Regions from separate parts of the Homo sapiens genome. Here region 2 is linked to region 1. Evidence: read pairs that join two places in POLR2A ChIA-PET (ENCODE). Cell type or tissue: PC-9. All regions are shown on one strand. Links, peaks and the distances in the headings refer to the core of each region. The heading gives the core; the rest is flanking DNA.

Region 1 (15,482 bases), core at 5,049-13,048:
AGCAGAGTGCATTTCAGGTAGCATGGGTATTATCTCAAAAACCCGTTGCAGTTCTACATGTGTGTATACCTGTGTGTACTCATTTGGATGAAGCAGCACTTTTAATTTTTGAAGAACTGGTAGGTATACTAAAGACGTGATGGCCAGGCATGGTGGCTCACGCCTGTAATCCCAGCATTTTGGGAAGCCGAGGCGGGTGGATCACAAGTTCTGGAGTTAGAGACCATCCTGGCCAACATGGTGAAACCCTGTCTCTACTAAAAGTACGAAAAAATGAGCTGGGCATGGTGGCACGTGCCTGTAACCCAGCTACTCTGGAGGCTGAGGCAGGAGAATTGCTTGAACCTGGGAGGCAGAGGTTGCAGTGAGCCCAGATCGCACCACTGCACTCCAGCCTGGTGACAGAGCGAGACTCTGTCTCAAATAAATAAATAAATAAATAAGCGACACATTTTCAACGAAGTCAGAACTGTTTGGTTGACAATAACACACATTGACAGCTTCATGCTGGTGACTGGAGAGAGATGAGAGGGGTGAGGAGAGAGGAAAGAAGGCCAAGGAAAGAACATAGAAGGCCAGCATTTTATCTCCAGAACCTTCGTGGGGAAAGAAACAAGGCTCACCAGAGAGGAGGTGGAAGGGGCACCCACCACAAGCGAAATGTCAAGGAGAATAAGAACATGATAAGTTAATGAGTGACATTCAAGAAAGAATCGTTTTAGTACAACTGGTGAGGATACATGTATTCACTCACTCATTCATTCATTCATTCACAAAACATTTATTGCACCATGGCAAGACCAGACACTGTGTTAAACACTGGAGGTACAGACATGAAGTTTATCATGGAGCCAATTGAGTAGTGACAAGCAAGATATCTAATAATAATAATAACATGATCAGAGCTATGAAGGAGGTATTGTACAGCACTGAGTGGGAACACTGAAGTCAGTCTGTGATGCTGGGATGGGGGAGGAGGTGGCAGGAAACATCTATAAGGAGAGGGCACTTAACCAAAATGATGACCATATCTTAACATGATACTGCATATAAAGCACTGGGTACCTTTGTTTTTCCATGTATATATGTGTGTTTGTGTACACAGATACACGTCTTTATATGTATACATATATTCTCCATTTGTTTAAAAACTTGATTCCCATACCCTAAGAGTGATGAAAATCATTACATAAATGACTTATTGCAAATAGTGAAAAGATGACAAAGTATTTCTGTAGTTTTATAAAACACCACTTGCTATTATTATTTTCAAGTAGAGACTAGACATTTTCATAATGGGAGTCTCAGAGCAGGCTGTTCCCTGGGTATCCAGACCCTGCTCTGCCGTGAAGAGACCACACCAACACTGAGGAAGGCACTGAGGAGAATTTTATTACATTTTAGAGAAGTTATAGGATTTTAAAGAGGCAGGTGCCCTAGGATTTAACACAAACAGTTCAGGTAAGAAACCTAAAGTCGGCCTGGTGCGGTACGTCACGCCTGTAATCCCAGCACTTTGGAAGGCCGAGGCAGGTGGATCACTTGAGGACAGGAGTTCAAGACTAGCCTGGCCAACATGGTGAAAGACCGTCTCTACTAAAAATACAAAAATTAGCCAGGCGTGGTGGCACGTGCCTGTAATCCCAGCTACTCTGGAGGATGAGGCAGGAGAATCGCTCGAACTCGGGAGGCGGAGGTTGCAGTGAGCCGAGATCACACCATTGCACTCCAGCCTGGGTGACTGAGCGAGACTCCGTCTCAAAAACAAAAACAAAAATAAACCTAAAGTCCAAAAAAGTAAAATAATTTGCTCACTACAGATAATTTAGTTTGGTGTTGGGCCTAGATTCTAGGTTTTGTGAGTCAGGTGCAGCGTTCCTGGCACCACAGTATTTGCCCTACCACAGAGGGTCAACCTGGATTATCCCGAGTTCTTCCAACTCTGCGCTTCCTCCCAGGTTGGTGTTTCATGAGTAAGTCTGAGATCAAGCTGGCTTTTGAGCTTCTGTTTTTTTTTTTAATCAGTGTGTAACACCAACACCCACCGAAACCAAACGGCTCTGGGCAGAGGACACAGCCATTCACGCCCCCTGCCAGGAAAAGCTGCAGCTGACACAGGCTCCTACAGCGTCGGCGGGCCACGTGCGGGAGGAGGGGCCGCCTTCTGGTTGGCGCCCGGTGTCCGTTCCTCCTATCGGCGTAGGCCCCGCGAGGAAGACAAGGGCGCGCCCTGGCTGGGAGGGCGTGGCCAGAGACCTGTCCATCACCGAGTCCACGAGTGGCAGCACCTACCACACCGCAGTACCTTGGCGAGGCGGAGCAGGGGCAGGCAGGTCGCGGAAGGGGGAGGCGGAGCAAGGCCGGCGGGAGCCAATCGGCCTGGCGGCACGAGGGGGCGGGGGCGGGGTCAACGCGCGCGACCCAAACACACGGGCCGGGCGCACCCTGCAGCCGCGCCGCTCCGCGGCCTTCCGGCGCGGGGCCGGGGAACCTCCTCCCCATCTGCGCACCCCCCGCCTTCGCGGCCCAGATCCTCCCGCCAGCCCGGCCCCTCCTTCGCAGGGGGAGCGAGGCGACGGTTGCCGGGAAGCGCGCGCCACCTCTCCCTCCCATTTTTCGTTCTCCCCTCGCGCGCCACCCGTTTTTCCTCTTTCTCCGTTAATAACAGCTGGGTGGCTGGGGGAGGAGGGAAGGTGGCCCCGGCGGAGTCTGGGCGGGCGCCTCCCACTCAGCCGCCAGCCGCCGTGGGAGCCGGAGGATGGCGGCGGTAGCAGCGGCCGCCCGAGAGGAGGCGGTGCCGAGATCGGGGGCGCCGAGCGCGGCAGCAGAGAGCGGTAGCGGCCCGTCGTGGCGCACCAGAACCGAAACCAGCGGCAGCCGCACGGCCACTTGAGCCGCCCCTTCCTGCTGGAGCCAGCGAGGGGTGCCTGCAGCCGGGACCCCTTCCTCTCCGCGTCTCCTCGTCTCCCGCGCCCGCGTCAGGCCGTCGGCCTCGCCCGCCGCCCCAAGAAGAGCGCGCCGGGCGCCGACTGCCCCTCTGGACGCCGGGCGGCGGCCCTGGACGTGCGGGGGCCTCTCTGGGCCGGCCGCGGCGCCTGGGCCCTGCCCTCTAGCTCCCGCGCTCGCTCCCGCCCTCCCGGCTCTCGGGGCGCAGCGCGCGGGCCCGGCCCGGGGCAGGGCGGACATGGGCGCCAAACAGAGCGGCCCGGCCGCCGCTAACGGCCGCACGCGCGCGTACTCGGGCTCGGATCTACCTTCCAGTAGCAGCGGAGGCGCCAATGGGACCGCGGGCGGCGGCGGGGGCGCTCGGGCCGCCGCCGCGGGGAGGTTCCCGGCTCAGGTGCCCAGCGCGCACCAGCCCAGCGCCTCCGGCGGCGCCGCGGCGGCCGCGGCGGCCCCGGCAGCCCCGGCGGCCCCGCGCAGCCGCTCCCTCGGCGGGGCCGTGGGGAGCGTGGCGTCGGGGGCCCGCGCGGCGCAGTCCCCCTTCAGCATCCCGAACAGCAGCAGCGGCCCGTACGGCTCGCAGGACTCGGTGCACAGCAGCCCTGAGGACGGCGGCGGCGGCCGGGACCGGCCGGTGGGCGGGAGCCCCGGCGGGCCGCGCCTGGTGATCGGCTCCTTACCAGCTCACCTCTCGCCGCACATGTTTGGAGGTACGGACCCCTCTCCGCGCACCCGCGCTCGGTCCTCCCGCGGCTGCACGTGGGCCGTGGCCGCCGGCTATTTTTACCCTTCTCCTTTTCTCCTTCTGCCGGGGCGCCGGGGGCTGCCTCCCGGACCAGCCCGCGTCGGTCTCCATCCTGGAAGAAACCCGGCGCTTAACACCGGCGGTGCCGCTACCGCATAGACGCGTGGTTTTGTTTTTAAACATCCTGAGCACCCTCACCTCAGCGGCTGCCCAGTAGAGAAAGTCTATTTTCCAGTGAGATGACTGGAGCAAATGTTGTTTTACAACAAACCGACGAAACAGCCCTTGTGGTTGTGGTTTTTAGTACCAGGAAGTCAGGAGGAGACCAGTTGCTAAATGTAGTTCTATCTGGGGACTCGAGTGGGGAACAGTTTTTAAAGGCCAAAAGTCAAAGCGTCTCAAATGAACACTGAGTTACCATGTTTGGACCGACTTTTAGTATAAAGCTGTAATCCTGAAATCTGTGTCAGTAGTCCCAGTTACTATGTCATTTTAATTGGATGAATGCGTTAATGAAAAGTTTGTTTTTAAACCTCACTAAACTGCTACTTAAGATCACAGTTAATGTGAGTCCTGCTTAATTTGGAAAGCATTTAAAAAATGGAAAAGTTTCTTAAGGAAGTAAAAATTTTGCACATCTGTCTTCAAGGTACAATAATTGGCTAGGTTCTTTTGAAGAGCAGTGTTGACTAGAGTTAAGGAAAAGTCAGTTGTGAAAAATGGACATTTTTAATAGCAAAGTGATGTACTTTACTACAGAAACAGGAGGAAGTGTGCGTTGTCCTGGGGAAAATGAATCCTACTTCTTCAGTTATGTTTTATGCTGATCTACTTTATTGCAAAACGCTAATAGTAAATGAATCAAGACCACCTCCCCTCTCCCCTTTATGAAAATAAATAGAAGTATAGAAGATAAGCATTCCCATTTCATCGCATTATGTATCTGGTATTAGAAAAATTAGCAACTGAGCACAGATGAGCAGCGAAAACACGATCCCCTACATTTTTGTGCCGCTTTTACTTATATATTTGTAAACGTAGGAACTTTGGAGACTTAGTAAAGTGGAATACGTAGTAATTTATCCGTTCTCATGTTCTGTACTATCAGCACACACGCCAGCATAAATTAAAAACAGGAATGTCATGTTTCATTTTTCCCATTTTTTTAGTAACGCTTTGCAAATTCAATTGGAACGACGCTTGACTTTTAATTAGCTACCTTGTTTTAAAGTAATTTTTGCTTCTTAAAAATATTCATCCCTCTTAAAATTGGGCTATTTTTAAAAGTCATTTGCTTTTGATTTTGAGTAAAAGAACTCTACTGGTGTCCTTAAAGTGATTTGATCACAACTAACCTAACAGTTGAAGTTGCTGTAGTCCGCACTGAAGAATATAAAAGGCAGTTTCTGAGAATTGGTGATTAGTGCGAGAATGAAGGGCAAACTGGTTTTTAATGTTTATCATTATCTTTTTAAAGTGAAAATTTGCATTTAGCAATTATTAGAAGATGAATATTTAAGTTTGCTAAAGAAGGGTGAATAGGAAAAGCCTTGTCAAGTTAATAGTTAATATTTATTTAATATGCTGATTTCTAAAAATTCATTTTCTAAGAGCTGATAATTCCCTTTGAGAAACATTATAGTTCTGTGGGTTTATTTTGTTAAGTAAATGCATTCTATTCAGAGCAAGAGACAGTTGAGCCCCATGCTATTCCTAGTAAGTAAAAATACCTAGTTGCTTAAAGTTGGAGATAAAGCATTTATCTTTTTTCTTATCTAAGTTCTAGATTTGTGCACTCATTATAGTTCTTTTAGTGCTGTTGGGGTTGGGTGACTGGGGCCTAGTAGTACAGTGACACTTTCTGAGGAACTTACAGCAGCCTTTCTCACCCGGCTTTCTGGAGACAATTGTGCCGTAGTGTGCAATGAATTTTAACTTTTAGCTCCAGTGCATTTAGAACGGTTTTAGTTATGTATCATTCTTGGAACAATTGAGAAAAGTCACTGAAATAATTTCCTGTGTTTGGTGATTCAGATGAGGAACCTCAGTTGAGAATTGCTGGAAAGACATCAGAGAAATTACCTGTTCTTATTATATGACAGGATCAGATGAAAGTGCCACATCCTGAAATCTCTGTTGAGGCAGGGAGATGGAATACATTTACGTAAAAACCCATCTTAGTGGCATTGCCTTACTGAGATTTTTACCTATATTTTAGTGGACGGGTTATTAGGAAAACAATAGAAGCATGTTTCTCATCATCTTGAGATTTAGGGAGCTAAATGAAGAATCTTATAATTAAAAAAGACTTGACTAGTTCACATTTACTTAACTTTTTAGTATCTATTATAACATTATTGTGTTTATTCAGTTACAAATTGTATAAATGGTTATATACAAATAACTGCATCTGAAAATTGATAAAAGGATTATTTCAGAATTAGTGGAAAGTTCGTATTGTTTTTTGTAAAACTGTTGTTTTAATTGTTGTTTATATTATTAACGTCTCCTAATAAGAAAATGTGGTACTAATAAGATTCAAAATTATTCTCTTGTGAGCTCTCATGTAATTTATAGAAAATGAAAAACAGTCCCCCCCTTTTATTTTTAACACTTAAGAGTCTAGCAAGTGGAATTGTTAGTAGTTCTCTCATAATGAATTGCCACATTGAACGAGGAAGTTTTCTGTGTTGGTTTTATGTTTTGATGTCATTTGGACATCTGTTTTGGCTATATACACTCTTATTCTCTCTAGAGAACTGGAAGAAAAATGCCTAATCCAGATATTTCAGTGTGTAGAAATTTCCTAGAATTGAGTTGCCAGACATCAGAATGTGATTATATTTATATAGGAGTTTTTAGGTGAAGTAAATCTTGTCCTTATTATTCTTTTCAGACTGAGGAGTGTTAAAGTGAACAGACGCTTTCTTGACTACTGCTAGTGTCGTCCATCACCTTTGTTTTAAAACAGGTCTTAAGGGTATTTCCTAATATTTAAAAATGTTGATGGTATTTTAGGGTTTGTTTGGCTTTAATTTACGTCTACGTTTTTTTTTCCACTGTCAAGTAGCTGTTGTTCATAAGAGCATAATATGAGTGGTCAAATAGCCTTTAATGATGCAGCAAGGATGGGGTAGATGAATTGGGCTATAGAAATATACCAATACATGGAGATTATTTCCAGAGAAATCGTGTGGACTTCTATAATGTATCCTTGAGTCCAGAAGTGAAAATGTAAAATGACTTAATCTAAGACAACCAGTGGTGCTGGGTTGCTTTTGGCCTCCTGATTTTCTTGAGCTTTTTTGGGTGTGGCTTGCTCATGAGTATTTCAGTAGTCTGATTGTAACTCAGGTGCCTTGCTACTTGTGAAACATGTTTTCTTATATTGAAGGAGTGTGGGTTATCTCTTAAAACTGAATATGTTGAATAAGACCTGTATTTCTAGGAAGATTTCTCTTAATTTTTAAGGCAGATGTGAAGTTTTATGGTGTTAGGTTATCTTCATCAATTAACCATTATGGAATCGGTCTCAGTTATCACTTCTTACCAATATCAAGTGCCAAAATGTTTGAATTTGGGATATTGTAATTAATCTATTTCCTATTCCTGAATGTTATTTTGTGCCATTGAAGGCTTTTATGGGGAGTGGCCGAAGAGGAATGTTTGCCTCTTTCTAAGAAAAATGAGCCTTCTAACCACAACCCCTGCCACTCCTGAAGTAATAAGAATTTTGGTGGTTATTGTTCCTCACTTGTAATTTCATACCTTCGTGTTACATGTTTTGCTGTGTGTAAGTGTGGCCTGTGTCATGGAAGTTTCTGCTTTGGGAATTTTTTGGAATTATTCTTGACTGCAAGGTGGGGAGGATTGGTGAGTTGCACAGGGCATCACCTGATCTGAGAGCAGCGTGACCTAAGAACCTGGTATTTTGATGCTTTGCTGGCTGGTGCAGTGCCTGAGGGAGTAAGAGCCCTGTTGTTGTAAGATAGTGTCTTACTCCCTCAGGCACATCTCCAACAAGTCTCTTGCTCTCCTCCAATTTGATCGCTTTGCCTGGTGACCAGTAACTAAGTTCTTCTGATTACCAAATATCATTAATGAGATATCAACTTTTAAACTATTTATTATTATTTGGGTTTTAAGGAGAATTGCCCTAATATTAAACTTATTACATGTAGTATTATGTATAATTGGGTATATTGGCAAATGTGTTAAAAGAGAGTGTAGGAACTGCTTTATGTAGCAAATTACTTCCTAAGTTTTATGTGAATATTCTTAAGAACTGTTATTTGAAATGTTAGTCTGTGTTTTAATTTTGCATGTACATGACATTTATTTGTTAAGAAATTGGACAAAACATAGGCCTTTTTGTGAACAAAGGGTTCAGAAATACCTTAGGTTCTGATTTTATTCGTTTTCTAAGCTGCTTATTCACAAATGACTGCAAATTTAGTGGTTCTAAGCAACACGTTTATTGCCTTGCAATTTCTGTGGGTCAAGAGGCTGGGCACAACTTAGCTGTGTCCTCTTTAAGACTGCAGTCAAAGTGTAGGTCAGGGCAGGGTTGTTATCTAGTGACTCAACTGGGGAAAGGTCTGCCCACAGACTTCCTTGGGTTATTGGCTGAATTTATTTCCTTGTGTCTGTTAGGTTCAGAGCAGCTTGCTTCTTCAAAGTAAGCAAAGGAAAGGTGAACTGGTGCTATGTTCTTACATAATCGTGTACATGTAATCACATACAACCCATTGCCTTTGCTGTATTTCATTCATTAGAAGCAAGTCATAGGTCCAGTTCACGTGCAAGGGGAGGGAATTATACAAAGGTTTAAACACCAGGAAGTGTAGGAATCAAGAATAGTCACATCAGTTCTTTCTGCCACATGGATTATAGATAGATTGACAGCTGAACATGTAACTTCTTTTTTAAACTCATTTTAATTTACTTTTAAAAAGTTGTACTAATGCATATGGTTAAGTATAGCATTAATAAACATGAACTTAACCCCTTTTAGGGGCTGGACATTATAGATACTGAGGGTACAAATATGGAGCTTCTTTATGCACTGCTCAACTCTCCATTGAATTTGAGAGATGGATATATGTGATCATTATACAATGCAACAAATTCTGTAATAGAACTGTTAACAAAACACTTAGTGAAGTATCTTTGTCTAGGCTGGTCAAAAAATGCTTCACAGAGGAGGGTACGTTTGAACTGTAGTTTGAAGGATTTAGAAGTTGTACGGAGAGAGGGCAGTACAGACTAAAGAAAAATCCACAAAAGTGTGGGTTTTGATAGGGCATACTGAAAAGTTAAATATGTCTGGATTGTAGGGTGCATAGAGGAATGATGAGAACCTGAAGCTAGAAAAATAGAAAGTGGAGCCAGTTGAAAGATTTTATAGTGCTGTAGGTTTGTTTTATCTAATGAAGTTTGAAAGCAGGGGGAGTATCATGATTAGGCCATTGGGCACAATTAACACTCGTAGTTTACATGGATGGCAACCTTCTCTAGTGGTGCAGACTTCAGGCTGTATGCAGCAACCCTGATCAGGATTCAGTTCTTAAGGAGGAGAGTGTGATAGCAGGAGAATAAGTTAGGATTCTTTTAAAATATAACTGATAGAAGATGCCTATGTTGAAAACATGGCATTGGTGAGGGAGAAGAAAAGTTAGATTTGATTGAGATTTCTAAGCTAGAACTGATAGAATTGACCTGGGTACATAGTGATGTCTTTAACCAGTATTAAAGATGAAAAGAACAAGTTTTAGGAAATGATAATGAGTTCCTTTCAGGCCTGTTAAATTTGAGTGGCTACAGGATTTTCATCTGGATAGAAGTATACTTTAAGTGGTTGGAAACATGAGTCTCTAATTCAGGATATTACAAAAAACTGAGAAATCAATTTGCAAGTTATAAATGAATCCAGAAAGTGGATAAGATTACTAAGGGATGAATATAGATTGACGAAGGACAAGGATGGAATCCAGAGGAGCAAGTATTTTAAGAGACAGGGAGAGGAAGAGGCCAGCAGTTAGAATTCAACCAGAGGGAAAGGAAGTTTTTTAAAAACCTGGGTTTTTTTTTAATTATAAAAATAATACCTGTTCACTAGAGAAAAACTAACATACGGAAAAGCAGGTATAAAAATCGCAAATTGCTTGTAATTTTACCACCAGAAATAACTGTTAATGTCTTTTATATATGTATTTGTTTTAGACACAAAATTTGGAACATTCATTTTTATATTGTTTTGATTTTAACCTTTCTGATGTTCTAATACAAAGTTTTAAAGCTACACATTTTCCTCCAAGAATTGCTTTACCTGAATCCCACTGATGTTGAAGTGTTCTTGTTAACATTCAGTGAAAAATGTATTTTAATTTCCCATATGATTTCTTCTTGATCCATGGGTTACATATTCTTTGATAACATGCTGTTTCCATTTCCACCAGTTTCTAACATCACATTAAAATTTTTTATAACATGATTTTTAATTATTACCCAGTATTCCAAAAATCACTCAAATATTTAATGAGGACGCGCTTTTCCGGACACTATTCTGGGGGTACAGCAGTGAAGAAATAAGATAAAAATCCCTGCTTTTAGGGGCCTTATTATTCTATTTGGGAGAGATAGTAAACAGACAAGTAAAATACATAGTGTGTTAGGGCATTGAGTGTAATGGAAAAAAAATGGAGTGCAAAGGCTGATAGAGATTCTGGGGTGGAGGCCTATCTATAGTTGCTATTTTAAATCGGGTTTTAAGGATGACCTCACTGACAAGGTGACAATTCAAGCAGAAAGTGAAGGAGCAAGTCATGAGGATCTCTGGGGTAAAAACATATTCAGGCACAGGGAGCAGTAACTATAAAGGCCCTGAGGCATGAGTGTACCTGATATGTAGGTTTACTTACAGCTGGAGTGCAGAGGGCTGTAGAAGATGAGAGCATAGTGGGGTGGCATGAGGTTGGGACAGAATCATAAACTGCCTCATAACCACTGACCTGTGGTTTGCGGCTTTTGTTTTAAAGAGGGATGGGGAGTATTTTTGTGCAGAGGATTGACATAATCTGACTTGGGTTTTAAAGGATTACTCTGGCTATTGTGTGAGGTGGCAAGAGTCAGCAAGGAGGCAAAAATCCAGATGAAAGATAACAGTGGCTTGGACTGGGTGGCAGTGCTGGAGGTGCTAAGCAGTGGCCAGATTCTGCATATCCCGTGTTTTGAAGATAGAGCCACCTGGATTAGATGTGGAGGTATGAGAGAAAATGAAGAGTCAAGGATTTATTTCGTTGTTCCTTATGGTTGAGCATTTTGTTTGTTTGGTACAGATGTAATAAAATACTGTTGCCATGAACACCCTGGTAAGCAAATTTTTACATTTTTTTTTTTTTTTTTTGGGATGGAGTCTTGCTCTGTCACCCAGGCTACAGTGCAGTAGTGCGATCTTGGCTCACTGCAACCTCTGCCTCCCAGGTTCAAGTGATTCTTGTGCCCCAGCCTCCCAAGTAGCTGGGATTACAGGTGTGCACCACCATGCCTCACTAATTTTTGTATTTTTAGTAGAGACTGGGTTTTGCCATGTTGGCCAGGCTAGTCTTGAGCTCTTGGCCTCAAGTGATTCGCCCACCTCAGCCTCCCAAAGTGCTGGGATTACAGGCCTGAGTGCCCGGCCAGTTCTTAGAAATTTATCAGCGACATGGGATTGCCAGAAACAAAGATACACTTTTGTTCAAGGCATTGGATCTTTATTGCCAAATTGCTCATTAGAGATGGAAACAGCTTCTAGCAAGGTATAATCTTTGGGACTACGTAAAATTTTTTAACCCATAAAAACTTGTGAGGTTTTTGATATTTATAAGTGCAGATTGGTGGATATATTTCGAGTAATGTCACCTATCAGAGTCATTATTTCATTCAGGGCTCTTTTTTTAGCGACGAAAATATTAGTGTGTCAGAAAATTATAGATGTATTCAGTCATTTGAATTTCATAAGTTCCGACCATGTGGAATATCCTAATTTTTGCTTGAATTGTGATTAGTCTGTAATAGTTCTTTAATTTACCTATTTATATGTGAGCTGAGGAAAAAAAGAAGAATGAAGCCATGCATACATAATGGGTTATTTATTTTTATTTTTATTGTCTTTTTTTTCTTTCCTTTTTGTGGAGAACAGGGTCTCGCTATATTGCCCAGGCAGGATTATGTGTAATATGTTTCAGAGAGCCAGTGCTCAGTTTGAACAACACATTTTGCTATTTTTGTTGGTTTTTAATTTTTTCTACTGTTACCTCTATTCTGTTCGTTCTCATTTTGTAAAGTTAATTTTGTTCTTTCTCTTAGCTTCTTTTATTTTTTATTTATTATTTTTTAATGATAAAAGCGTTTAAGGCTGTGTTTACTTCTTGTTACATATAGTCACTTCCCAAAGCTTTGGATACTTACCATTTTCATTATCATTGAGTACACATTTTTGTTTCTTTTAAAATCAGTTCTATCGGGGAATAATCATGTTAACTGCATTTCGATATTTTCTTTTACTTGGAAGTTATTTTAAAGTGTGGCTTTATTGTGGTGGTCCTTACTAGTACCCTTTCGTTACTTCTAGTGTTAATTTAGAAATATTGCACCGTGGCTGGGCACTGTGGCTCATGCCTGTAATCCTAGCACTTTGGGAGGCCCAGGTGGGTGGATCATCTGAGGTCAGGAGTTCGAGACCAGCCTGGACAACATGGTGAAACCCCATCTCTACTAAAAATACAAAAATCAGCCGGGCATGGTGGCAGGTGCCCGTAATCCCAGCTTACTAGGGGGTGCTGAGGCAGGAGAATTGCTTGAACCTGGGAGGTGAAGGTTGCAGTGAGCCGAGATCACACCACTGTACTCCAGCCTGGGTGACAGAGCAAGACTCCATCTCAGAAAAAAAAAGTATTGCACCATGGTCAGAGAATCTTAAGCCTTTCAGTTGTAAAGGATAGAAGCATAACTCAAAATAGCATTAAGTGGAAAAACTGTATATTGTTTCAAATTATTGAAAAGGATCCTAGGGTAACTTAGAGAATTGAAGGAACAAAGGCAGGACCCAATGCCCCTGGAGCTGAAATTTAGAGAGAGAGGGAGGGGGACAGAGAGAGAGAGGGAGGGAAGGAGAGAGAGAGAGAGAGAGAGAGAGAGAGAGAGAGAGTGTGTGTGTGTGTGTGTGTGTGTGTGTGTGTGTGTGTGTGTGTGTGTGTGATTGCAGGTGTCAGCCACTGCCCCCAGGCAGTATGGGCCTTCTTTAAGCTGGGGCCTTGAGACTCTCTGTACTTCCAACTACATGCGATCTTTCAGGCCTGAAGGGAGTACCTTTCTCTACCTCCAGCAGAAAGGACTCAGATTAGCTCAGTTTGAGTTCCGCATCTGTCCATAAATTACAAAAGCAGAGATGGGATGCACTTTATGTCCAGGCTGTATTCTGTTATTATGGGGAAGAGTTTAAGTCTTCAAGTCATGTTTCTTGGGCTGACCTTAAGCAAGTTGCTTAGTTCCTCTGTACCTCCGTTTTCTCATCTCTAGAATCAGGCCAGGTACAGTGGCTTGCACCTGTAACCCCCAGAACTCTGGGAGACGGACGGGGGCGATCGCTTGAGCTCGGGAGTTCGAGGCCAGCCTGGGCAACATGGTGAAACCCAGGTTCTACCAAAAATACAAAAATTAGCCAGGTGTGGTGGTGCGTGCCTGTAGTCCCAGCTACTCCAGAGGCTGAAGCAGGAGGATCGCTTGAACCCAGGAGGCTGAAGTTGCAGTGAGCCAGGATTGCACCACTGCACTCCAGCCTGGGTGATGGAATGAGACTCTGTCTCAAAACAAAACAAAAACCTGCTTTTGTAGTATTGTGAGGGTTAAAGTAGTCCACATACTTCATATCTCCGTACTTTTAACTATTGAATGAACCTCTTCAATGAATGAAAAAATTGAAACATCCAAGATTTATGCCGCACTTCCAGTCTCACCCTCCTCAGAAAGACCATGTGCTTTACTCTGATACCGTATTCCTTTCTCTTCCCAACTGCTCAGATTTTGCAAAAACAATCCAGTTTTCATTATTTTTATAATGTGTCTTCCTTATATTTACAAAATTCTCCCCTGAACATTTGAATTGAGTTTTTCAGCACATTTACTATGCCAAACACATGGTAAAAACTTTGTAAATATTGAATGTTTCCCAAAATGTATTTGATAACTACATTATTATGTTTTAAGGTAAGATTATTATCAAAATTATTGTCATGTTTAAATTATATATAGAAATGTATTGCTCTAGAAAGAAGTGGTAGGTTATGTTTTTATTTGTATAATGTAAATATAGGTAAATTAATTTTTGAACCAAATAGGTATAATATAGATTGTACAAATGGAGGCAGTTATAAAATTGCCTTAGAAGTAAAATTATACTGTGCTTATAGCTCTTTTATAATCATTTGAATGTGTTACAAAGTGTTATCAATGTGAGCGTGTTTTGTGGGCGGTTGGAGATGGTTGGAAGGATGGTTGATAAGGTAGGTCAGTGTTTTCATTAAGTGTGTGCTGCTGCTTCAGGGCAGAGGCTGAAAAACTTAGATTATTTTAGTTACATGATTTACTACATCTCAGGCAACCTGGATGACTTGGCATTTACTAAAGCAATTCACTGCTTTGCTGGTGCTTCAACACCCTTCAGTCTGAGAGCCCTGAAGTCTTGATTTGTAATTCTCCAGATTTCCTGTCTATCATAGCACTTCTTCAAAAACAGCATATCTGGTCACCTTGAAATCTCAGTTCCTTAATAACTCCTTTTGTCCACTCTTCCTACCACCTTACCGTACGCAGAGTTCTTTGGAGGATTGCCATTAGTTTCTTTAAAACAAAATAACTAAAATTAAGAATATTTAATATTATTATTGGCCACTTTAAGTGTCTTTATAAATGTTGAACTAATATAGTTACTTTCATATAGTAATGTATGTGTTAGGAAAGTTACTTCATAAGCACTGTCTCTTTTGAGCCTATGTCATAAGAAGTCGGTGGTAGAGTAGATAATTTCTTTAGCTGTTATCTGGAGATGAGACTTAGAAGTTAGATCAACCACTTGTAGTATTTTAAGTGTGAGTTATTCTGTATTTTAGTTGTGAAGTGTACAGAATCTAATTAGCTTTTAATAATTCAGAGTCCTTTTCACACTTGGCTGCTTTTCTTTTCCTGTACAATTTTGTGTTTTCTCTTTTGTCTTTTAAAAATTTGTTAGTTTAAAAATTGTTTAGTTTTACAACCCTCCCTCATTTGTATAAATCTCCTCTCAGATTATTCATATGATGAGTATTGCCTGAATTTCATTTTCTTGTTAAAGTCTCTTTTGAGACCCTCTGACCTACCCTGTTCCGAATTGATTATCCTATGAGATCTGTCTTTTTTCATCATCTTGGAGATTGTATTTGCCTGCCTCTCTCTTATGTTCAGTTTCCTGGTTCCTTGAATTTATGTGTCTTCTTTCTTGATGTTCTCCATTGTTTTTAGCCGATACAATTTCATAGTTCCTACTGAGAAAGAATATGTGTAAGGTAAAATTTTTTTGAGGCTTCCATTCCTGAAAATATTTTATTTCTGCCCTCATTTTTGATTAGTACTTTGACTTGATATAGAATTCTAGGTTGAAGTTATTTTCCCTGAGAATTTAAAATGTGTTGCCTTGTTGCCTTCTGGCTTCTAGTGTTGCTGTTGAGCACATAGATGTCATTATGGTTTTTGATCCTTTGTATGAAAATTTCATTAT
Region 2 (15,482 bases), core at 2,538-10,537, 85 kb after region 1:
AAAACTACATAGAGGTAAATGGTGCTTATTAAATATGAGTATAGTTTGTTACTTGCTGGAAGTCTTCTAGTTCATTTGGACCATTTTCTTACCCTGAGGTGAACTCAATATCTGTTGGCAATGGGTGGTTAAATGTGAAGTGCCCTTGTTCAGTGTCCCTTGTTCTTGTACAGGTATTTTCTTAGTTTAAAAAAAAAATTCTAGCATGCCAACATTTGTCTTTGGCCTATTCCTTTTTTTCTGAAGTGTGTAACTTCTGATTTTTTCTTTGCTATGTTGTAAATAACAGTAGCTAAATTCTCTGTTTTACTATCTACTTTTCTTTTCTTCCCAGATCATTTCATTCTAAAATTAAATTGCTTGGTTTTCTTTAGAGGAAATTGCTACATGGTATACTTGTAGTAGTGATTCATATTAAAAAAATAGCTGGTAAATCTTTCTAGGTAGTAACTTATCCAAACAATACTTTGAGTATCATATTTTGTGAATGACTTGCTTAAACTGGGAAACTGAATATTCTTTTTAAATCATATAATTCCTGTATTAAATGTGAAACACACAGTCTCCAAAGTCACCTGATTCTCTGTGGAAAATGAAAGGCATTGAAGGAAACCAGATACATTAATACTTAGTTTTGGTTGAAAGTGCAACATTACTGTACTTAGAAGGGGCTTGGTTTATTTTTAGATATTTAAGCTATCATTAATTTTAGACCAATGGCTAATAATAAGAGAGATTTTTGGTTGCTCATTTATGGAGAGACAAAGAACAGCATGGCATAAACAAACATCCCAGAAATAAATGAAAAGTTTTAAGTGATAAAATTGTGTTTTCTATGAACCAGTGTTGTACATGAACCAACATTGTGTTTCTTAGCTCTGACCTGTACAGTGAGGTACCTGTCAGGACCCCTAGTCTTGGCACTGGAAATGACAAAGTTCTCCTATTACTAAATTCTCATGCCTTCCTTTTCTGACTTAGTAGATTGAAATTGGTAGGTACTAATGATTTATGTTTGATAAACTTAAGTTCTGCTGATATCCTGTTACTGGTAATTCTGGTACCAAAATTTCAAACGGTTTGATTATTAGTAGCATTTTGAGTACCTAGGTGCATATAATACAGTTAGCAGACCCTTACAGAGTCAAAAGAGATTTTGGAATCTGGTGATACTGTTGTTTATTACACTAGCCTATTACATTTTCTTTCTTTATAATAACTGTTTATGTGAGTTTCATTGAAAATCGTGGCTCTATTGCTTTATTCATGGTTTCCACAACTCTTTTTGTAACACCTTAATTTTCTCTCTTAGGTATTTTCCTGTTAAATAAGATATCAAAAGCATCAATCACAAGACAGAGAAAACGTATTAGGAAAAACTTGTATTAGTATATTCTAAACTGAAATGGAAAAACTCATTATTCATATTTTAATAAATAAAACTCCCAAATGATCTTGCTAAATTATCCCACTATTTAGAAGTAGAAAATAAGAGAAGAGTGCTTTCAAGGAAATTTGTCATATTCTCCCTTCTATCTAGAAGTTGACAATGAATTGCAATAAAACTAAGAAATAACTGAATGCTGAAAAATACCATGAATTAATGTTATGGCTTCTTTATTTTTGTATATCCATTCCCACAAAATTGAATTTAAGATTATTAATGAAAATTCTATATTAAGTAATAATGCTTGTATTAGTAATGGGTAAAGAAGTCTTTCTTTGTTACATTAACCGTTAGTAAAAGATGTACTTTGACATTTCTGATGTAAAACCTATATGTAAATATTGTAATTTAAATATGATTGGACAGCTGTTAAGTTTTGGGGAGGGAAGCAGATGCCAGCGTTCTCTGCTGAAAAGACAAGATGGCGCTTGACGGACCACAGCAGATGGAGCTGGAGGAGGAAAAGGCAGGCAGTGGACTCTGCCAGTATTATCTGTCCAAGATTGAAGAACTCCAGGGTCAACTGCAATATAAATTGGATGGGGGAAAGCCACAAGGAACAGTTCTGAACTCCAGGTGCATTTGCAGCTGATTTTGAATGATAAGACCCAAAACCTCTGGAGGCGGCAGGTGCACGGGAATGAACTAAATGTTAAAGTGTGCCTATTACAGGAGGAGCTACAGCTGCTGCAGGAATAGGACTCCTGTGTCAGGGAAGTAGTCCAGGCCATGGGTAAGAAGAAAGTGTTGGTCAAGGTGCATCTCAAGGACAAGTTTGTCATAGATGTGGACAAAAATATCAGCATCAGTGATGTGACACCCAGTTCCTTGGTGGTTCTAAGAAATGACAGCTACACTTTGCACAAGATCCTACCCAACAAGGTGGACTCATTGGTGTCACTGATGATGGTGAAGAAAGTACCAGATTCAGCTTATGAAATGATTGGTAGACTGGATAGGCAGATCAAGAAGATCAAAGAAGTGATCGACCTGCCTGCTAAGCATCCCGAGCTCTTCAAAGCACTGGGCATTGCACAGCCCAAGGGAATGCTGCTTGGAAGAGACTGTTGGCCTGGGCTCTGGCTCATCATAGGGACTGTGTACCTTTATTCATGTCTCTGGCTCTGAATTGGTACAGAAATTCATTGGGGAATTTCTGTGATGGCAGAGAAAATGCTCATCTGTCATCTTCATGGATGAAATTGACTCTTTTGGCTCCTCAGAGCTGGAGGGGGATGCTGGAGGGAACAGTGAAGTGCAGCAGATGATGCTTCGAGGGTGGCTTTGAGGCCACCAAGAGTATCACGGTTTATCACGGCTGCTAATACGATTGATATCCTGGACTCGGCACTGCTTTGCCCAGGGCACATTGACAGAAAAATTGAATTCCCAACCTGCAATGAGTAGGCCTGGCTGGTCACTTTGAAGATTCATTCTCAGAAATGAACCTGACCCAGGGGATCAACCTGAGAAAAATTGCTGAGCTTATGCCAGGAGCATCAGGCTGAAGTGAAGGGCATGTGCACAGAAACCGGCATGTATGCCCTGAGTAGCGAGTCCATGTCACTCAGAAGGACTTTGAGGTAGTCCAAAGTCCTATCTCATGCCAAAGGACAGTGAGGAAAAACATGTCCATCAAGAAACTATGGAATTGAGGGCACATCCTTTGTGTGTATCCCTACAATAAAACTCAGTGGGACAAGCAAAAAAAAAAAAAAAAAAAAGTTTTGGGGAGGGATGATCTGCTAGTGTATAATCAATAACTTTTAACATTTAGCTTGTATTTAGTAACATTTCATTGTGTTTTGAAAAAAAGTAAAAAATCTTTTGAAGCACAATTTTCATGATGTAAAAGGTATTGAGTTTCCTAGTGTAAGAACATGAATTCTGGAAACAGTCTTAGGGACACTGGGCAAGATAGAGGCCTCCACCCCTCCCCCCCCCACCAACTTTGTTTGTAAAAGGAGATAATACTGCCTACATCAGGGTTGGTGTGAGGATTAATTAGAAGAGTACATGTATGTAAGCACCAGACACATAGTAAGCACTTAATAATGTTAGTGGCTAGTATAAACAGTAAACATATTTGTGCCCATTTATGAATAATTTTAGTATTCGCTCCAGTCATGAGGTGTAGTAGTAATATCTAAGACCTTAACTGAAATGTTTAAAGAAACCTAGGTATAACAGAGAACATTATGGGTGCTGATTTCCACTCTCACTAAAAGCCAGTGACTTTACTATATCAGCAAGTATAAAGCACTACTTGACTCTGTAGATTGTATGGACCAAGAATGTAGATATGAGACAGCTGATCTCTACGAACTGAATTTTTAGTGAGTAAAGCAAGCAAGCATGTAATAGAGAACAATAAAAGCTCTGATAGACATATGTACAAGGTGTTGTAGAGGTACAAAGGAAAGTTATTCAGACTAGGCAAGAGAGTGATTAAACTTAAGTATTGAAGAACAAATAGATCATAGCTCTAGGGGATGTGGAACATACAAAGTGGAAAGTTTGGGAAGAGTATTCCCAAGGCAAAAAGCTTAGCACATACAAACATAGGAGGAAAGCGAGACACTCTTAAAGAGTTGCTATGCTTTGGGAGGTGGAGGCGGGCGGATCACGAGATCAAGAGATTGAGACCATCCTGGCCGACACAGTGAAACCCTGTCTCTACTAAAAATACAAAAATTAGCTGGGCGTGGTGCGCGCCTGTAGTTCCAGCTACTCAGGAGGCCGAGGCAGGAGAATTGCTTGAACCCAGGAGGCAGAGGTTGCAGTGAACTGAGATTGTGCCACTGTACTCCAACCTGGCAACAGAGCGAGACTCTTGTCTCAAAAAAAAAAAAAAAAAAAAAAAAAAAAAAAAAAAAGTTGGCCAGGCACGGTGGCTCACGCCTGTAATCCTAGCACTTTGGGAGACCGAGGCAGGGTGGATCACCACCTGAGGCCAGGAGTTTGAGACCAGCCTGGCCAACATGATGAAACCCCATCTCTACTAAAAATAGAAAAATTAGCTGGGCATGGTAGTGTGCGCCTGTAGTCCCAGGTACTTGGAAGGCTGAGGCATGAGCACAGGAGGCGGAGGTTGCAGTGAGCTGAGATTGTGCCACTGCACTCTAACCTGGGCAATAGAATGAGACTCTGTCTCCAAAAAAAAAAAGTTGCTATGTCTGAAGAGGTAAACAGGTGATAAATCATGAAGAGATTTGTGTCTGAAACTGTAATTGAAGGATTTCAAACAGGAAAAAGATAATCACATTTATACTTAAGATTAGAGAGGTATGATACTGGAGGCAGAGAGACCTGTTAGAAAATTTATACTAATTCAGGCAAGATGATGAAGGGCAGAACTAAAGCAATGAAAATAGGGAAAGCAAGTACAGAAGAACAAAACTTAAAGATTTAGAGAGCAGCACTGACCCAGCTGGGACAAGTTCTAGTTGTCCATTCTATTGCCAGTGCTGCAGAGTCCAGAGGCAGCACAGTGCATCATTTGGTGAGGGAGTTCACAAGGGAGAACCAAACTAGCTTTTATAACAGACCCATTTGTGGTAACTAACCCAGTCCCTTGATAATAACCATTAATCCATGCATAGATTAATCCATTTATGGGGACATAGATAGCCTTCATGACCCAATCACCACTTAAAGGCCCTACCTCTTCGTACTGATACATTGGGGATCAAGTTTAGCACAAGTTTCAGTGGGGGCAAACATTCAAATCATAGCAGTGTCTATTAGGCTGCAGGAGGTGTCTCTACCCAAATGTCGGTAAGTATGTGATAAGTGGGATAGTTGAGCTAGTTTAACGATGTCTAGGTTGGTTGGGTTGGACTTTTCCTCGTGTCACCTCCCTGCTTAGCTCTAGCTGCTTATTGGAATGCAGCCGTGCTTTCCTGGGTTTACTTAGGAAATGCTGAGATGCACTCTGAAGCATTCTTGAGGTTTTCCCTTTGGTTCATTTGTCCCATACTCTCTCCGTTATACCAGTCTTCTCAGATCTTCACAACACAAGTAAATCTGTTGGAAGCAAGGTCTTGTAGATGTAGACATATGGGAAAGATAGAGCCTGCTCTCCTGATGGATGCTGTTGTTGAGATAGGTTGGGTTGGCCTAGGTAAGAGGAGGACCAGAAGAGATTTATGATTTCTTGGAAGGCTATGAGTTGCTGCTGGCCCCATCATAATCTTTTTTGTTTAGCAGAAGTCAGGAAACGAATACTGGTACACTTACATTTCTTGGAAGAGCAGCAGAAACCTTGGGATATCCTTGTGGGTCAAGGAGGCAACTCTCCTCACGGATTCCCTGATTTGATAACAACATACTCATGGAAACACCAATCCAAGTTTTCACAAGTTTCTCTTAAAGTTAACTTAAGACTTCCTAGACCAAGAATTCCTACCACGCAAGGCCTGTGAAAATATTGTAAACTTAATATCCGACAGGGAGATATTCAAAGATGCCAAAGTACCTGTTTTTATAAATATTACCACATGGTTTAAGATTTGACTTCTCACATAAAATGAGTAAAAATAACAATGATTTTTCTGCAGTACCTTAATGATGCTGTAATTATGAAGCAGGGTTTTAAAATTCTGCCATGTAGTGCCTTATTTTTATAGTAATGTTTTCTATGAACCTTCTAATTTAATGTGTATTAAGAGATTTAAAGAGTATGTAATTAAAAAATATCTTTCCAACAAAGTCACCTTGAGATTTAATGCTTTCTAATTGGCTTGATCATTTGATGGCAAGATAACTAGTTGGGTAACTGAACATAGACTCTACAGTGTTAGCAAATATGAATTTATATTTCAGAAAAATATCAAATAACTAATATCAGAGCCTGTGTGCCTGCCTTTCAAGGTAGTACATTAACACTTGGAATATTAAATCTGTAAATACTAAGGATATTATCCAAATAGATGATATTCATCAAATGGTATATAAAGTTCATCCGTTGTTGGAATTCAAATGTTGCAAAGGCCAAAGGTATTTAATATCCAAACTATTGTTTTAGCATATATTTATTCTTTGAAATCTGGTGTGTATTTTACACTTACAGCCCATCTCTATTCAGGACTATAGCCACATTTTAAGTTATCAAGAGTCATATGTGACCAGTGGCCACTGTGCTGGCAGCACAGGTCTAGATGACTCTGGGAGACACTTCTACTCCTATCTCTCCTTACCTGAATATTTCTGAAGGCCTTCTAATTCCAACTTTGTGAAGACTCTTGGGTCTCTTTCAAAGTTTATTTAACTGCTGCACTTGAGCAGAACTTGTCCTAAATTATTACTAAAATTGAGGCAGTTTCCTCATATTTATTTATTTATTTATTTTTTAGAGACAGAGTCTCGCTCTGTCGCCCAGGCTGGAGTGCAGTGGCGCGATGTCGGCTCACTGCAAGCTACGCCTCCCGGATTCACGCCATTCTCCTGCCTCAGCCTCCCGAGTAGCTGGGACTACAGGCGCCTGCCACCTCGCCTGGCTAATTTTTTTTTTTTTTTTTTTTTTTTTTTTTTTTGTATTTTCAGTAGAGACGGGGTTTCACTGTGTTAGCCAGGATGGTCTCAATCTCCTGACCTCGTGATCCACCCGCCTCGGCCTCCCAAAGTGCTAGGATTACAGGCGTGGGCCACCGTGCCTGTCCCAGTTTCCTCATTTTTAAATGAAAGAGCTGGAAATACCTTTAAAAGGTTGAGGGTCTAATGAATCATCTTCATGTACATTCATAGATAGCATTGGCTTTCATTGTGATTATGGTTTTTGGTGAGGGCACATGGGCTTTTAATACCTGGTCAGTGATATAGTTAGGAATTGCAGTTTGTGACACTTTGGCCAAATAATCATCAGGAATTGTGAGTGATGCTGGTGAATAATAGCTGTAGTCAGATTTGTCCCTTGTGTTGAGTTCTATGGCGGCATTTTCATGGGTTTCAGACCTTCCAGCTAATAGTTGGCTTCCTGCCCACGTCAGTGCTTAAACTGTCAAACTTGTCCACCAAACCCTCAATTCATAAAGCTGAGTCTTCAAAATCCCGCATAAGAGGCACCAGTAGTCAAGTCTAAACTGTCTTCAGTAAGATGTTCCCTAGTTTGCCTAGAGATTCTGTGCTCAAATGCCATCTTGAATGGAGTCAGCAGGCAAGGGTTGGCAGGGAGGTTGTCTATAAGTTTGGCATACACCATGGGAAGATAGACATTACATTCGTCTTCTTTGGGATCCCTGTAAGCCAGTGGTTCTCAATACTTGGCTTAACATTAGGTCAACTCAGGAGGTAGGAAGGACGTATAGAGGCATCTCTTTAAATATATTAAGGTCTTGACCTCACCCCAGATATTCTGAGTTAATCTAGTGTGATTCTGTTGTATAGCCAGTGTACAACCTATCAAAGGTTTTCTCATACACCTCAAAAATAGGGGTTAAAGGGTGCCAAGAATGTCTCAGACCTCTGTAACTCAGCTGTAGCTATATTCCTTTCAATTTTCTTTCCTGCTTGATCAAACTCTTGACTCTTTTTGGATGAGAAAACTGCTCTGGCATCATTATGCATTCTCCCCAAATCTGGTTTATAGGACAATGCCTAATTCAGCCAGGCTCCGATCCTTAATTTTCACAAAAGAATTTGTAGATTCCCAAAAGCTCTTTTTACCTCCAGAATGGCTCTGACAAATCAAAAGCATTTGGCTTCCAGACACTTCTCTTCCTTTGGATTTAAAGAACTTGACTTTGACATTCAAAATAATATCTGATTTGTCCTCATTTTCTCTCCCTTCCGAAGCAGTGACCATCAATGAGTCATTGAATAAAATGCCATAAGCAACTAGGAACACAAACTAGGAATGAAAAATGTTCAAAAATAGTCTTCTGCTACACTCATATCAATCACTAGAAAGCTACTGAAGCCTAAATATATAACTAGTCTGATTTTCATTCTTACAGTTACCTGGTAATCTTCAGAAGTCTTATCTCCCTGAAGAAGAATGTGTATAGGAGTTACTTGAACTAGAATGCAGTCACTATCATTCATTCATTTAGCATTCATTCATTTAGCACATGTGGTTGGTTGTGTTGGTTCATTCATTTAGCACGTATTGAACGTTTGATAGATGAAAGACACTGTGTGAGACACTACATATACATTGATGGGGAAAATGAATAGTGCCTGCCCTAATGGGGCTTAATTATTTAGAGTATCACAAATCTATAAATAACAGGCTGTTTGAAACCTAGTTCTTGAATAAGTATTTGTGTCAGTTCTTATAAGGTATGAGGTTATTAAGGTCATTGGAAAACCCTTTATTTGACTCTACATCCGGTAAGACTTTTATACCTTGTACCAGACCTTCCTGTGTGTCAGTGCTACTGAAACAAAGGAGAAAGTAGGTGAAAGTACTTCAAACACTAGGATTGAGGTAGAGCCAGCCAGACACAGATTTCCTAACTTGTTTACATTTTTAGAGGGCTATTTCTTCAGTAAGAACAGTATTATGTTCCTAATCAGCTTTCTCTTCATTGCTTTGTAAAGGCAACTTTTTTTTTTAAATTAATTAATTAATATTTTTTTGAGACAGAGTCTCGCTCTGTTGCCTGGGTTGGAGTGCAGTGGCGAGATCTTAGCTCACTGCAACCTCCGTAAAGGCAACTTTATTAAGTTACAATTTACGTGCAACAAAAACATTATGCATGTACAGTCTGATTAATTTGGACAAGACATATGCACCTGTGTGACTATCACCACAACCAAAATGAGAATATTTTCATCACCCCTCAAAAGTTATTCAAGTCTCTTAATACTGGGTTCCCACCCATCAACCCACAGCCCTAGGCAGTCATTGATCTGCTCTTCATTGATCTGCTCTGTGTCACTGTGGATTAGATAAAATCATTCAGTATGTACTTTATTTGTGTAAATTTGTTTTGCTCAGCATAGTGTCTGAGAAACATCACAGATGCAATGATGTTGCCTGAATCATCGCAAGACATCGCTTGAATCAGTAGTAGTGTTCCATTAAATGAATATGCTACGGTTTGTTATTCTCCTATTGGTGGGTACCTGGGCTCTTTCTGGTTTGGGGCTACCCCTATGAATAAAGTGACTATGAACGTTTGAATATAAATCTTTGTGTGAACATGTGATTTCATTTCTCTTCAATAAATTCCTAGGGATGAAACTGCCGAGTCATGTGGTAAGTATTTGTTTAACTTTGTAAGATACTGCCAAACTGTTTTCCAAAGTAGCCGTGCCATGTTACATTTCCACCAGCAATGTATGAGGGTTGCAATTTTACCACATTATTGCCAACACATGTTGGTGTCCATCTTTTTAATTTTGGCCATTATAGTGGGTATGTAGTGGTATCTCGTGGTTTTAGTTGCAATCTACTTAACCACTAATGACATTAATCATCTTTTTATATACTCATTTGCCATTCCTGTAGCTTCTTTGGTGAAAGGTCTGTTCAGTTCTTTATACCATTATTTTTAACAGGTTTATTGAGGTTTAATTTACATACCATAAAAATCTACCTACTAAAAGTATACAATTAAATGGTTTTTCATATATTTTTGGAGTTGTACGGTCCTTAGCATAATCAGTTTTGGAATATTTATATCACCCTAAAGATACCTTATACTCATTAGCAATCACCCTCAATTTTCCCCTCCTCTAGACCTAGGCAACCACTAATCAGCTTTCTGTCTCCATTGACTAGATATTGTATATAAATGGTATGATACAAAATAGAGTCATTTGCATTTGGCTTCACCTAACATAATTATTTCTGAAGATCACCCATGTTTAGCATGTATAATTCTTCCTTTATTTTTTGCTGAATAGCAAAAATAATTTTTAAAAACTCATTCTATTGTATAGCTATACCACGTTTGTTTCTCCACTTGCCAGTTGATGGATTGTATCGTCTCCACTTTGGGGGCTTTTATGAATAATGCCTGTATGAACGTTTGCCTTCAGTTTTTTGTTTGGACATATGTTTTCATTTGTTTTGGGTAAGTATTTAGAAGTACAATTGCTGGGTCGTATGTGTGCAGCTTTACACACCATGCTCACTGTTATCTCATTCCCTAGGTCTGTTAAATTCCTGGCTGTTTTGCCCATCTGTGGCTTGCCCCAGCCATTATCTCAATCTAGGTATAATGTTGGCCTTCCCTGTTTGCTGTCCAGTTAGGTATTGTTTTCGACAACACTCCTGCATGTGTATTTTTCCCAGATTCTGCTCCATATCAGTTTAGCCTCCTCCAGCAGGGAGGCTGCAGACCTTGACAGCCTGCCCACCCTGGTAGAACTATAGTGCCACAGAACTTGAAGGACTGGGGGAGAGTGAGACGGGGGCAGCCTCAGACTATAATGCCACAGACTCTCACTGTTCTAACCAAGGTTCAGTAGGTTTTCTTGAGTAAATGTTTCTCAGCTTGTTGCATGCATTAGTGAGTTCTCAGAATTCTGAAATGAGTATTTTCACAGTTTTGTCAAGTTTTATCATTGCTTTTTTGGGAGAAAATTTGCCAAACTCATTACTTAGACATTCCTGAAATCTCATTGGGATGCTTTTTTTTTTTTTTTTTTTTTTTTTTTTTAATTATGCTTTAAGTTCTGGGATACATGTGGAGAACATGCAGGTTTGTTACATAGTTATACACGTGCCATGATGGTTTGCTGCACCCATCAACCCGTCATCTACATTAGGTATTTTTCCTAATGCTATGTCTCCCCTAGCCCCCCACCCCCCGACAGGCCCCAGTGTGTGATGTTCCCCTCCCTGTGTCCATGTGTTCTCATTGTTCAGCTCCCACTTATGAATGAGAACATGTGGTGTTTGGTTTTCTGTTTCTATGTTAGTTTGCTGAGAATGATGGTTTCCAGTTTCATCCATGTCCCTGCAAAGGACACGAACTTATCCTTTTTTATGGCTGCATAGTATTCCATGGTGTGTATGTGCCACATTTTCTTTATCCAGTCTATCACTGATGGGCGTTTGGGTTGGTTCCAAGTCTTTGCTGTTGTGAATGGTGCTACACGTGTGCATGTGCCTTTATAGCAGAATGATTTAATAATACTTTGGGTATATACCCAATAATGGGATTGCTGGGTCAAATGGTATTTCTAGTTCTAGATCCTTGAGGAATCGCCACACTGTCTTCCACAATAGTTGAACTAATTTACAGTCCCACCAACAGTGTAAAATTGTTCCTATTTCTCCACATCCTCTCCAGCATCCGTTGTTTCCTGACTTTTTAATGATCGCCATTCTAACTGGCATGAGAATGGTATAACATTGTGGTTTTGATTTGCATTTCTCTAATGACCAGCGATGATGAGTTTTTTCCCCATAAGTTTGCTGGCCACATAAATGTCTTCTTTTGAGAAGTGTCTGTTCATATTCTTTGCCCACTTTTTGATGGGGCTGCTTGTTTTTTTCTTGTAAATTTGTTTAGGTTCCTTGTAGATTCTCGATATTAGCCCTTTTCAGATGGATAGATTGCAAAAATTTTCTCCCATTCTGTAGGTGCCTGTTCACTGTGATGATAGTTTCTTTTGCTATGTAGAAGCCCTTTAGTTTAATTAGATCCATTTGTCAATTTTGGCTTTTGTTGCCATTGCTTTTGGTGTTTTAGTCATGAAGTCTTTGCCCATGCCTATGTCCTGAATGGTATTGCCTAGGTTTTCTTCTAGGGTTTTATGGTTTTAGGTCTTATGTTTAATTCTTTAATCTGTCTTGAGTTAATTTTTGTATAAGGTATAAGGAAGGGGACCAGTTTCAGTTTTCTGCATATGGCTAGCCAGTTTTCCCAACACCATTTATTAAATAGGGAATCCCTTCCCCATTGCTTGTTTTTGTCAGGTTTGTCAAAGATCAGTTGGTTGCAGATGTGTGGGATTATTTCCGAGGCCTCCATTCTGTTCCATTGGTCTGTATATCTGTTTCGTACCAGTACCATGCTGTTTTGGTTACCATAGCCTTGTAGTATAGTTTAAAGTCAGGTAGCGTGATGCTTCCAGCTTTGTTCTTTTTGCTTAGGATTGTCTTGGCTATACGGGCTCTTTTTTGGTTCTGTATGAAATTTAAAGTAGTTTTTTCCAATTCTGTGAAGAAAATCAGTGGTAGCTTGTTGAGATTAGCATTGAATCTATAAATTACTTTGGGCTCTATGGCCATTTTCACAATATTGATTCCTCCTATCCATGAGCATGGAATGTTTTTCCATTTGTTTGTGCCCTCTCTTATTTTGAAGAGGTCCTTCATATCCCTTGTGAGTTGTATTCCTAGGCGTTTTATTCTCTTTGTAGCAATTGTGAAGGGGAGTTCACTCATGATGTGGCTCTCTATTATTGGTGTATAGGAATGCTTGTGAATTTTGCACATTGATTTTGTATCCTGAGACTTTGCTGAAGTTGCAGTTGTATATCTTATTAATGAGTTGTAAGAGTTCTTTGTTTTTTATACAAGTCTTAGATACGTAATTTGCGAATGCATTCTCAATCTGTGCTTGCCTTTCCATTTTCTTAATAGTGCCTTTGAAAGAGCAAAAGTTTTAAATTTTGATGTCAAATGTATTAGTTTATTCTTTCCTGTTTTCTTGCCTTTTTTGTCCTAAGAAATTGTTGCCTAATACAAAGTCACAAAAGATTTTCTCTATGGCTCTTAGATTCAGATCTGTGGTAGAATTTGAGTTAATTATTGTCTATTGTGAGGATAAGGGCTGAGGTTCATGCTTAACCATATCACTCTCCGGTTTGTTCCAGGTCATTTGGTAAAATGAATACCTTTTCCCTATTGAATAAACTTTCCATCTTTGTTGCAAATCAGATAACCTTCTATGTGTAGACCTGTTGCTGAGCTCTATTCTATTCCATTAATTTATATGTCTATGTTAATATAACACTACCTTGATTACTGTAGAATTACAGTAAATCCTGAAATAATCACCTTCAGTTTTGAAAGAAATTTTTGTTAGGCCTAGAATTCTAGATTGTCTTTTGTTTTTGCTGTGTTTTCTTTCAGCACTTTAAAGTTGTGCTACTCTTTTGTCTTAAGTATAGCTTCAGACAAGAAGTTTGCCATTATCCTTTTTTTGACATGTTTAATATATTTATATGCCATAAAATTCACCATTTTGAAGTGTACAATTCAGTGTTTTTTTAGCATATTCACAAGATTGTACCACCATCACCATGGATTCCAGAACATTTACATCACTTTAAAAAGAAATCCTATGCTCATTAGTGGTCGCTCTCCATTTCCCCCTTCCCTCTTTGCCCCAAAATAACTAACCTACTTTCTGTCTCTATGGATCTGTCAATTCTGGACATTTTATTAAAGGGAATCATATAACAGATGGCCTTTTGTGTCGATTTCTTTCATTCAGCATAATGTTTTCAAGGTTCCCTCATGTTGTAACCCATGTTCGTACTTTTTTTTTTTTTCATGGTTGAATCATATTCCATTGTATATACCACATTTTGTTTATGGAAATTGGGACTGTTTTCACTCTTTGGCTGTTATGAATAATGCTACCATGAGCATTAGTGTATAGGTCTTGGTGTGAATGTGTTTTCAATTCCCTTGGGCATATACCTAGGAGTAGATTTGCTGGGTCATGGTAACTCTGTGTTTAACTTCCTGACAACTGCCAAACTTTTGACTCCACCATTTTACATTCCCAACAGCAATGTCATTATCAGGGTTCCAGTTTCTCCACATCTTTGCCAACACTTGTTATTGTCCATCTTTTTTATTATAGCCATCCTATAATAAAACAGCTATCAGGTTGCATCTCATGGCTTTAATTTACATATTCTAGTGACTATGTTGAGCATATTTTCATGCTTATTGGCCATTTATATATCTCTTTGGAGAAATGTCTATTCAAATTTGCTCATCTAAAAATTCTACTGTAGCATTTTAAGAGTTCTTTATATGTTCTAGAGTCACCGGGGGTGTCCAAGGGAGAGAATACAGTCGTGTTGTTAGTTTCTGTGTCTGGTTGGGTCAGTAAAGCCCCTTCCTCATCCCTCTTTTCTGCTTATCACTAGAGACAGAAACTAAAAACCATGGCTTCAGGCTGCTAAACTCTAAAAACAAAACAAAACAGAACAATAACAACAAAATAAGGTGGACTAGACAAAGTTGTATCTAGACCCTTATCATATATGTGATTTGCAAATATTTTGATTGTGTGGGTTGTCTTTTTACTTTTTTAATAGCGACCTTTGCAGCACAAATTCTCATTTTGATGAAGTCAAATGTATCTAACTTTCATTTGGCTGCTTATGCTTTCAGTGTCATCTAGGAACCATAGCCTAATCGAAGGTCATTAGGATTTGCACCTTTGTTTTCTTCTAATGATTTTATAACATTGGCTCTTATTTAGGTCTCTGATACATCTGCTGTGAATTTTTATGTATGGTACGAAGTGGGACGGGGGAGGGGTGTCCCACTTTAATCTTTTGCACATGGATGTCCAGTTGTTCCAGCACCATTTGTTGAAAAAACTATTCTTTCCTCATGAACTGTCGTCTTGCCTCTGTTGTTGAAAATCAGTTGACTGTAAATGTATGGATTTACTTCAGAACTGTTAATTTTATTCCATTGAGCTATATCTATTATGCTAGTACCATACAGTCTTGATGACTGCATCTTTGTAATATGTTTTGAGATTGGAAAGTGTTCTTGGGCTGAGAAATGTAAGAATTTTCCATGGTGTTTGACCTTGAGATTAGATCATTCCAGTTCATAAGTATTTGTATATGTCTTAGTCAGTTTTGTATTGCAATAAAGGAATACCTGAGGCTGGGTAGTTTATTTAAAAAAAAAAAAATAAAGCCAGGCCGCGGTGGCTGATGCCTGTAATCCCAGCACTTTGGGAGGCCGAGATGGGCGGATCACGAGGTCAGGAGATCGAGACCATCCTGGCTAACACGGTGAAACCCTGTCTCTACTAAAAATACATAAACTTAGCCGGGTGTGCTGGCACGTGCCTGTAGTTCCAGCTACTTGGGAGGC

The links. Peaks named below come from ENCODE experiments on the same cell type or tissue, not always from the same donor. Only the 100,000 strongest peaks of a DNase experiment are listed, where the experiment ranks them.
Region 2: POLR2A ChIA-PET joins it to region 1 with 12 read pairs; 5 of 35 experiments call an interaction of 5 or more read pairs at or near these places.

The regions. Positions count from the first base shown.
Region 1 is chr7:30,282,174-30,297,655 of GRCh38, forward strand. ZNRF2 (zinc and ring finger 2) reads left to right here and starts at 2,424. Exons shown (of 5, transcript NM_147128.4): 1 at 2,424-3,653. The coding sequence starts at 3,185. It overlaps MIR550A1 (microRNA 550a-1), which reads left to right and starts at 7,621; the gene lies at 7,621-7,717. MIR550B1 (microRNA 550b-1) reads right to left here and starts at 7,717; the gene lies at 7,621-7,717. LOC124901607 (a long non-coding RNA gene) reads left to right here. Exons shown (of 3, transcript XR_007060274.1): 3 at 2,026-2,081. It also overlaps LOC105375218. RefSeq lists silencers at 2,270-2,699, 2,710-2,759, 2,840-3,229, 3,310-3,389, 3,540-3,669. In PC-9, for the core only: no CTCF peak of the experiment used is centred there; a DNase peak (open chromatin) is centred at 8,308; H3K4me3 peaks cover 3,096 bases; H3K27ac peaks cover 1,726 bases.
Region 2 is chr7:30,369,642-30,385,123 of GRCh38, forward strand. It overlaps the pseudogene DKFZP586I1420. Among named protein-coding and RNA genes, the nearest start is that of LINC01176, 14 kb to the right of the region's middle. In PC-9, for the core only: no CTCF peak of the experiment used is centred there; no DNase peak of the experiment used is centred there.